Regions from separate parts of the Homo sapiens genome. Here region 1 is linked to region 2. The links are chromatin loops, found by intact Hi-C in ENCODE. Cell type or tissue: heart right ventricle. All regions are shown on one strand. Each heading gives the region's core, and the rest is flanking DNA. Links, peaks and the distances in the headings are about the cores only. Region 1 overlaps NWD1 (NACHT and WD repeat domain containing 1). Region 2 has its middle 4.1 kb from the start of SIN3B.

What was found. Peaks named below come from ENCODE experiments on the same cell type or tissue, not always from the same donor. Only the 100,000 strongest peaks of a DNase experiment are listed, where the experiment ranks them.
Region 1: a loop joins it to region 2, with 2.5 times the contacts of the local background. A loop is called at or near these places in 23 of 110 quality-filtered maps.

Annotation. Positions count from the first base shown.
Region 1 is chr19:16,770,530-16,773,435 of GRCh38, reverse strand. NWD1 (NACHT and WD repeat domain containing 1) reads right to left here. Exons shown (of 19, transcript NM_001007525.5): 11 at 113-310. Among named protein-coding and RNA genes, the nearest start is that of NWD1, 52 kb to the right of the region's middle. In heart right ventricle, for the core only: a CTCF peak has its summit at 1,712 (motif pointing left); a DNase peak (open chromatin) is centred at 1,705.
Region 2 is chr19:16,823,851-16,826,756 of GRCh38, reverse strand. No RefSeq gene overlaps it. Among named protein-coding and RNA genes, the nearest start is that of SIN3B, 4.1 kb to the left of the region's middle. RefSeq lists an enhancer at 750-1,427. In heart right ventricle, for the core only: a CTCF peak has its summit at 1,473 (motif pointing right); a DNase peak (open chromatin) is centred at 1,346; H3K4me3 peaks cover 1,413 bases; H3K27ac peaks cover 1,552 bases.

The sequences.
Region 1 (2,906 bases), core at 177-2,676, 53 kb after region 2:
GCCTCCCAACTAGCACAGGGGAGTCCCAGAGGACAACCTCAAACACCTGGCCTTCACTGCCCCCAGGCAAGCAGGTGCCTGCTGGGATTTTTGCTATGCTGGGGAGACTCACCTTTGTGACAGCCGCTGAGAGTTGCCCGGAGGGGTCCTCCCGGGGGCTGGAGGAATCCTCCGAGGGGCACCAGCACAGGGTGTGCGCACAACTGGAACCAGCTCTGGGCCTGTTGGCATAGCTGTCCCACCAGTGCTGGATGTGAGGTGGCGAAGAAATGGAGTCTGGCCAGCAGTTCTGTGTACAGGAGGCTCCTCTCTGCAACAAAGGGATGTAGACTAAGTTGCCTGGATTGAGCCCCCTCTACCCTCCCTGCCAATTGAGTCTCTGCTCCCTGCAGGGGCTCCAGAACAAAAGAAGACACAATACCTCAGCTACTGGCCTCTGCTGTCCGCTCCTGTCTCCTTCTCTGCTCTCCAGACACACTTACCCTTGCTTCAGAGGCACCCAGCTGTTTCCAGTCTCCAGCCTTTGCCCAGGTTGCCTAGAATGCTTCCCTTTCCTTCCTCCCTCCCTTCTTCTCTCCCTCTCTCCCTTCCTTTCTTCCTTCCTCTTTTATCACACTCTGTTGTCCCGGCTGGAGTGCAGTGGCATGATCAAAGCTAACTGCAGCCTCAAACTTCTGGGCTCAAGCAATCCTCCCATCTCAGCCTCCCAAATACTAGGGACTACAGGCATGCGCCACCACACTCAGCTAATTTATTTGTTTGTTTTATTTTATTTTATTTATTTATTTTTGAGATGGAATTTTAGCCTGTCACCTAGGTTGGAGTGCAATGGTGCGATCTTGGCTCACTGCAACCTGCACCTCCCAGGTTCAAGCGATTCTCCTGCCTCAGCCTCCCTAATAGCTGGGACTACAGGTGCCCGCCACCAGGCCCAACTAATTTTTGTGTGTCTAGTGGAAACGGGGTTTCACCATGTTGGCTGGGCTGACCTCAAGTGATCCACCTGCCTCGGCCTCCTAAAGTGCTGGGATTACAGGCATGAGCCACCGCGCCTGGCTATTTATTTTTTTAGAGACAGGGTCTTACTCTGTCACCCAGGCTGGAGTGCAGTGGCACGATCGCAGCTCACTGCAGCCTCAAACTCCTGGGCTCAAGCGATCTTCCGGCCACAGCCTCTATATTAGCTGGGACTGCAGATGCACGTCACCACGCCTCGTTAGTTTTTTATTTTTTGTAGAGACGGGGTCTCGTTATGTTGCCCAGGCTGGTCTCAAACTTCTGGGCTCAAGATATCCTCCTTCCTCGACCCCTCAAAGCTCTGGAATTATAGGCGTGAGCCACTGTGCTCAGACTCAACCTTTTCAATAAAAGTAGGATCAGAGGAGGGATATATTGGAAATCTTTGTACCTTTCACTCAATTTTGCTGTGAACCTAAAACCGTTCTATTAAAAAATGGGCTATTAAGAAAAATTAGCCGAGCATGGTGGCGCGCAGGCCTGTAATCCCAGCTACTCGGGAGGCTGAGACAGGAGAATCGCTGGAACCCAGGAGGCAGAAGTTGGGTGACAGAGCGAGGCTCCTTCTCAAAAAAAAAAAAAAAAAAGGACTCGTGATCGCGTTGGATCATTTAGGATGTTATGTTGAATGGTCCCCATTCGCCAGCGTGCTTGGATGTACGGAGAGCACATGGTTGTCCAGCAGCGCCCTCTGGTGATAACATTTGTTCCTACACCTCCTCCTTGTGCTGGGGGAGCCACAGGTTGTCAATCAAGGGGCTTTGCAGGGAACTTGCTGAGAGATCTGGGCTTTTAAATCTTCCTTAAAATGGGAAGTCATGCCCAAGGCTGTTTTCCTGGGAAGTTGCTCCATCAAGGTTTACAACTCCTGGCGAGCGCCTCTCGCGTTATTTTTCTTTCCAGTTGCCTTAAATTCCAGTTGTTTGGTATGCTGTTCCATCTCCTTCTCTTTATTTATTTGTGTATTTTGAGACAGAGTCTTGCTCTGTCGTGCAAGTTGGAGTGCGGTGGCGTGATCTCGGCTCACCGCAACATCTGCCTCCCGGGTTCAAGCAATTTTCGTGCCTCAGCCTCCCAAGAAGCTGGGATTACAGGCATGCACCACCACACCCGGCTAATTTTTGTATTTTTAGTAGAGATGGGGTTTCACTGTCACCAAGGCTGGTCTCAAACTCCTGGCCTCAAGCAATCTGCCTGCCTCGGCTTCTCAAAGTATTGGGGTTACAGGCGTGAGCCACTGTGCCCAGCCATCTATCTATTTTTAACTAATTAATTTTTTTTTACAGAGATAGGGTCTCGCTATGTTGCCCAGGATGGTCTTGAACTCCTGCCCTCTAGCAATCCTTCTGTCTGGGCCTCCCAAAGTGCTGGGATTAGAAGCGTGAACCCCCGCACTCGGCCCCATCTCCCTCTCTTAAAGGCTGAGACAAACATTAACTATATTTAGGTCCCTGTGGGAGCTGGGGCTATGGCAGATAATCAGTAGGGGTTGTGTGAATGCATAAGAAAGGCATAAATGATTGCAGGCACCAGCATCTTCACATTGGGTGGAGTTCTGGACACATTTTAGTTCAATTGCACATTTTGCAGATGACAAAAATAGGGTTTCAGGGCAGAAATAGCTCATCCTAGGCTATTCATGTCAACAATGCTATCATATGACAGTAACAGGACCCTCGATGGCAACACGGGTGGAGGTTCTGTGTGAACTGATGCGCGTACTCTTCCCAGCAGCCCTAGGTGGGATGGTCACTCAGCATCCCTATTCTGCAGATGGGAAAACTGAGGGCTGTGGGGCAGGGGGAGGGATGGTAAAGGGTTTGCAAGGTCACACTGCCAAGAAGTGGCAGCGCCAAGATTTCAATGGACACGGTGGGGCTCAAAATTTG
Region 2 (2,906 bases), core at 140-2,639:
CCAGCCTGGACAAGATGGTGAAATCCCATCTCTACTAAAAATACAATAATTAGCCAGGTGTGGTGGCACACACCTGTAATCCCAGCTACTTGGGAGGTTGAGGCATGAGTATCGCTTGAACCCAGAAGGTGGAGGTTGCAATGAGCTGAGATTGCGCCACTGCACTCCAGCCTGGGGAACAGAGCAAGAGCAAGACCCTGTCTTGAAAAAAAAAAAAAAAGAAAGAAAAGAGACATTCATTTTACTCTTCAATCTGCAATTTGGGCAGGCTTGGGAGGAATAACTCAACCTTGGCATCAGCTGGGTGGCTCAAAGTCTGGGGGCTGGAATCACCTGAATGTTTGCTCACACATATGTATGTCAGTTGCTACAGGCTACAGGCCGAGACCCTCGCTGGGGCCGTTGCTTGGAATACCTACATGTGGTCTCCTTGCAGCCTGAGCTTCTTCACAACTACCGTTCTAAGAACAAGTGAGCGTGTGAGCCAGGTGGGAATCATATCATCTTTTCTTTTTCTTCTTCCTCTTCCTCTTCTTCTTCCTCTTCTCCTTCTCCTTCTTCTTCTTCCGGAGATGGCAGGGGTTGGGGTGGGACTCAGGGTCTCAGGCTGGCCCAGGCTGGCCTCAAACTCCTGGACTCAAAGGATCCTCCCACGTCAATCTGTTGAGTAGCTGGGACTACAGGCATGCATCACTGCACCCAGCTCCCATATTACCTTTTCTCACCCAGACTCGGAAGTCACGCAGAATCATTTCCATTGCATTCTTTCCATACAGGCTGTTACAAAGTTTTTCCTAAATTCAAGAGGAGGGCAAATGGCCAAGAGTATCATGTGGGACAGGAAATATGTTGTGGCTATTTTTGGAAAATACCACCTGTTACCTAGGGAAACCTAACCCAGTCTTGCAGGAGATGAGGGAGGCTTCCCAGAGGAGGTGGCATTCTAGCTGAGATCTGAAGAATGCGTAGGCATTCATCATGAGAAAAATCACGAACAGCTGTGATTTTTGAGGTGGGAGACAGCATGGTACATTTCAAGAGTTTTTTTTTTTTTAAGACGAGTTTCCCAGGCTGCAGAGAGGGAGGGGAAGAAAGAGAGTACAAGATAATCCCGGAGCAGCCAGAGGAGCGGAACACACAGCACCTTATGCACTGAGTTCAGGCTTTAGCATTCACGCTGGTGGAAACCATCCAAGGGCTTTGAGCGGAGGAGCTGCAAGTTCAGGTTTGCATTTGAAAGTGATCACTCTGGCTGCTCTGCAGGAAAGTGATTGGAGCGGAGCCAGGGAGGGTGGAGGGAGGCTGTTTCATCATTTAGGCAAAGGACGATGGTGGCTTAGACCAGGATGGGAGCAGTGGAAGTAGAGAGCGGTGGGTGGAAGGGAGTGGTATTTAGAAAGTAAAGCATGGAAGATTTGTGGCTCCCAGCCAGGAAGAGCAGCGAAGGCAGACTGAACACTCTGTGGCCACCAGATGTCTGGACAGTCCGTTTCTTACCAAAGCCTCCCAGTGTTACAGGAAATGGGTCCCGATCCAGACCCCCCAGAGAGGGTTTTTGGATTTCACGCAAGAAAGAATTCAGGGAGAGTCTGTAAAGTGAAAGCAAGTTTATAAGGAAAATAAAGGAACAAAGAATGGCTACTCCACAGACAGAGCAGCCCCGAGGGCCGCTTATTCCCCATTTTTATGATTTATTTCTTGATGATATGCTAAACAAGGGGTGGATTATTCATGCCTCCTCTTTTTAGACCATAGAGGGTAACTTCCTGACGTTGCCATGGCATTTCTAAACTGTCTTGGCGCTGGTGGGAGTGTAGCAGTGAGGACCACCAGAGGTCATTTTGATTTGGGTAGATTTTGGCCGGCTTCTTTACTGCAACCTGTTTTATCAGCAAGGTCTTTATGACCCGTATGTTGTGCTGACCTCCTATCTCATCCTGTGACTAAGAATGCTTTAACCATCTGGGAATGCAGTGCAGTAGGTCTTAGTCTTATTTTACCCAGCCCCTATTCAAGTCGGGGTTCCTCTGGTTCAAACACCTCTGACACTGTTACGGGAAAGGGGTCCCAATCCAGACCCCAAGAGAGGGTTCTTGGATCTCACGCAAGAAAGAATTCAGGGCCAGTCCATACAGTAAACTGAAAGTAAGTTTATTAGGAAAGTAAAGGACTAAAGAATGGCTACTCCATAGACAGAGCAGCCCCCAGGGCTGCTGGTTGCCCTTTTTCTTAGACAGAGTCTCGTTCTGTCGCCCAGGCTGGAGTGCAGTGGCGCCATCGTGGCTCACTGCAAGCTCCGCCTCCCAGGTTCATGCCATTCTCCTGCCTCAGCCTCCCGAGTAGCTGGGACTACAGGCGCCTGCCACCACACCTGGCTAATTTTTTTTGTATTTTTAGTAGAGATGGGGTTTCACCATGTTAGCCAGGATGGTCTTGATCTCCTGACCTCGTGATCCGCCCACCTTGGCCTCCCAAAATGCTGGGATTACAGGTGTGAGCCACAGCGCCTGGCCGCCCATTTTAATGGTTATTTCCTTTTGAGACGAAGTCTTACTCTGTCGCCCAGGCTAGAGTGCAGTGGCGCGATTGCAGCTCACTGCAACCTCTGCCTTCCAGGTTCAAGCGATTCTCCTACCTCAGCCTCCCAAGTAGCTGGGATTACAGGTGCGTGCCACCACGCCTGGCTAATTTTTGTATTTTTAGTATTAGAGACGGGGGTCTTATCATGTTGGCCAGGCTGGTCTCAAACTCCTGACCTCAAATGATCTATCCACCAAAGCCTCCCAAAGTATTGGGATTACAGGCATGAGCCACCGCGCCTGGCCAGTTATTTCTTGATGATACGCTAATCAAGGGGTGGATTATTTATGCCTCCCCTTTTTAGACCATATAGGGTAACTTCCTGA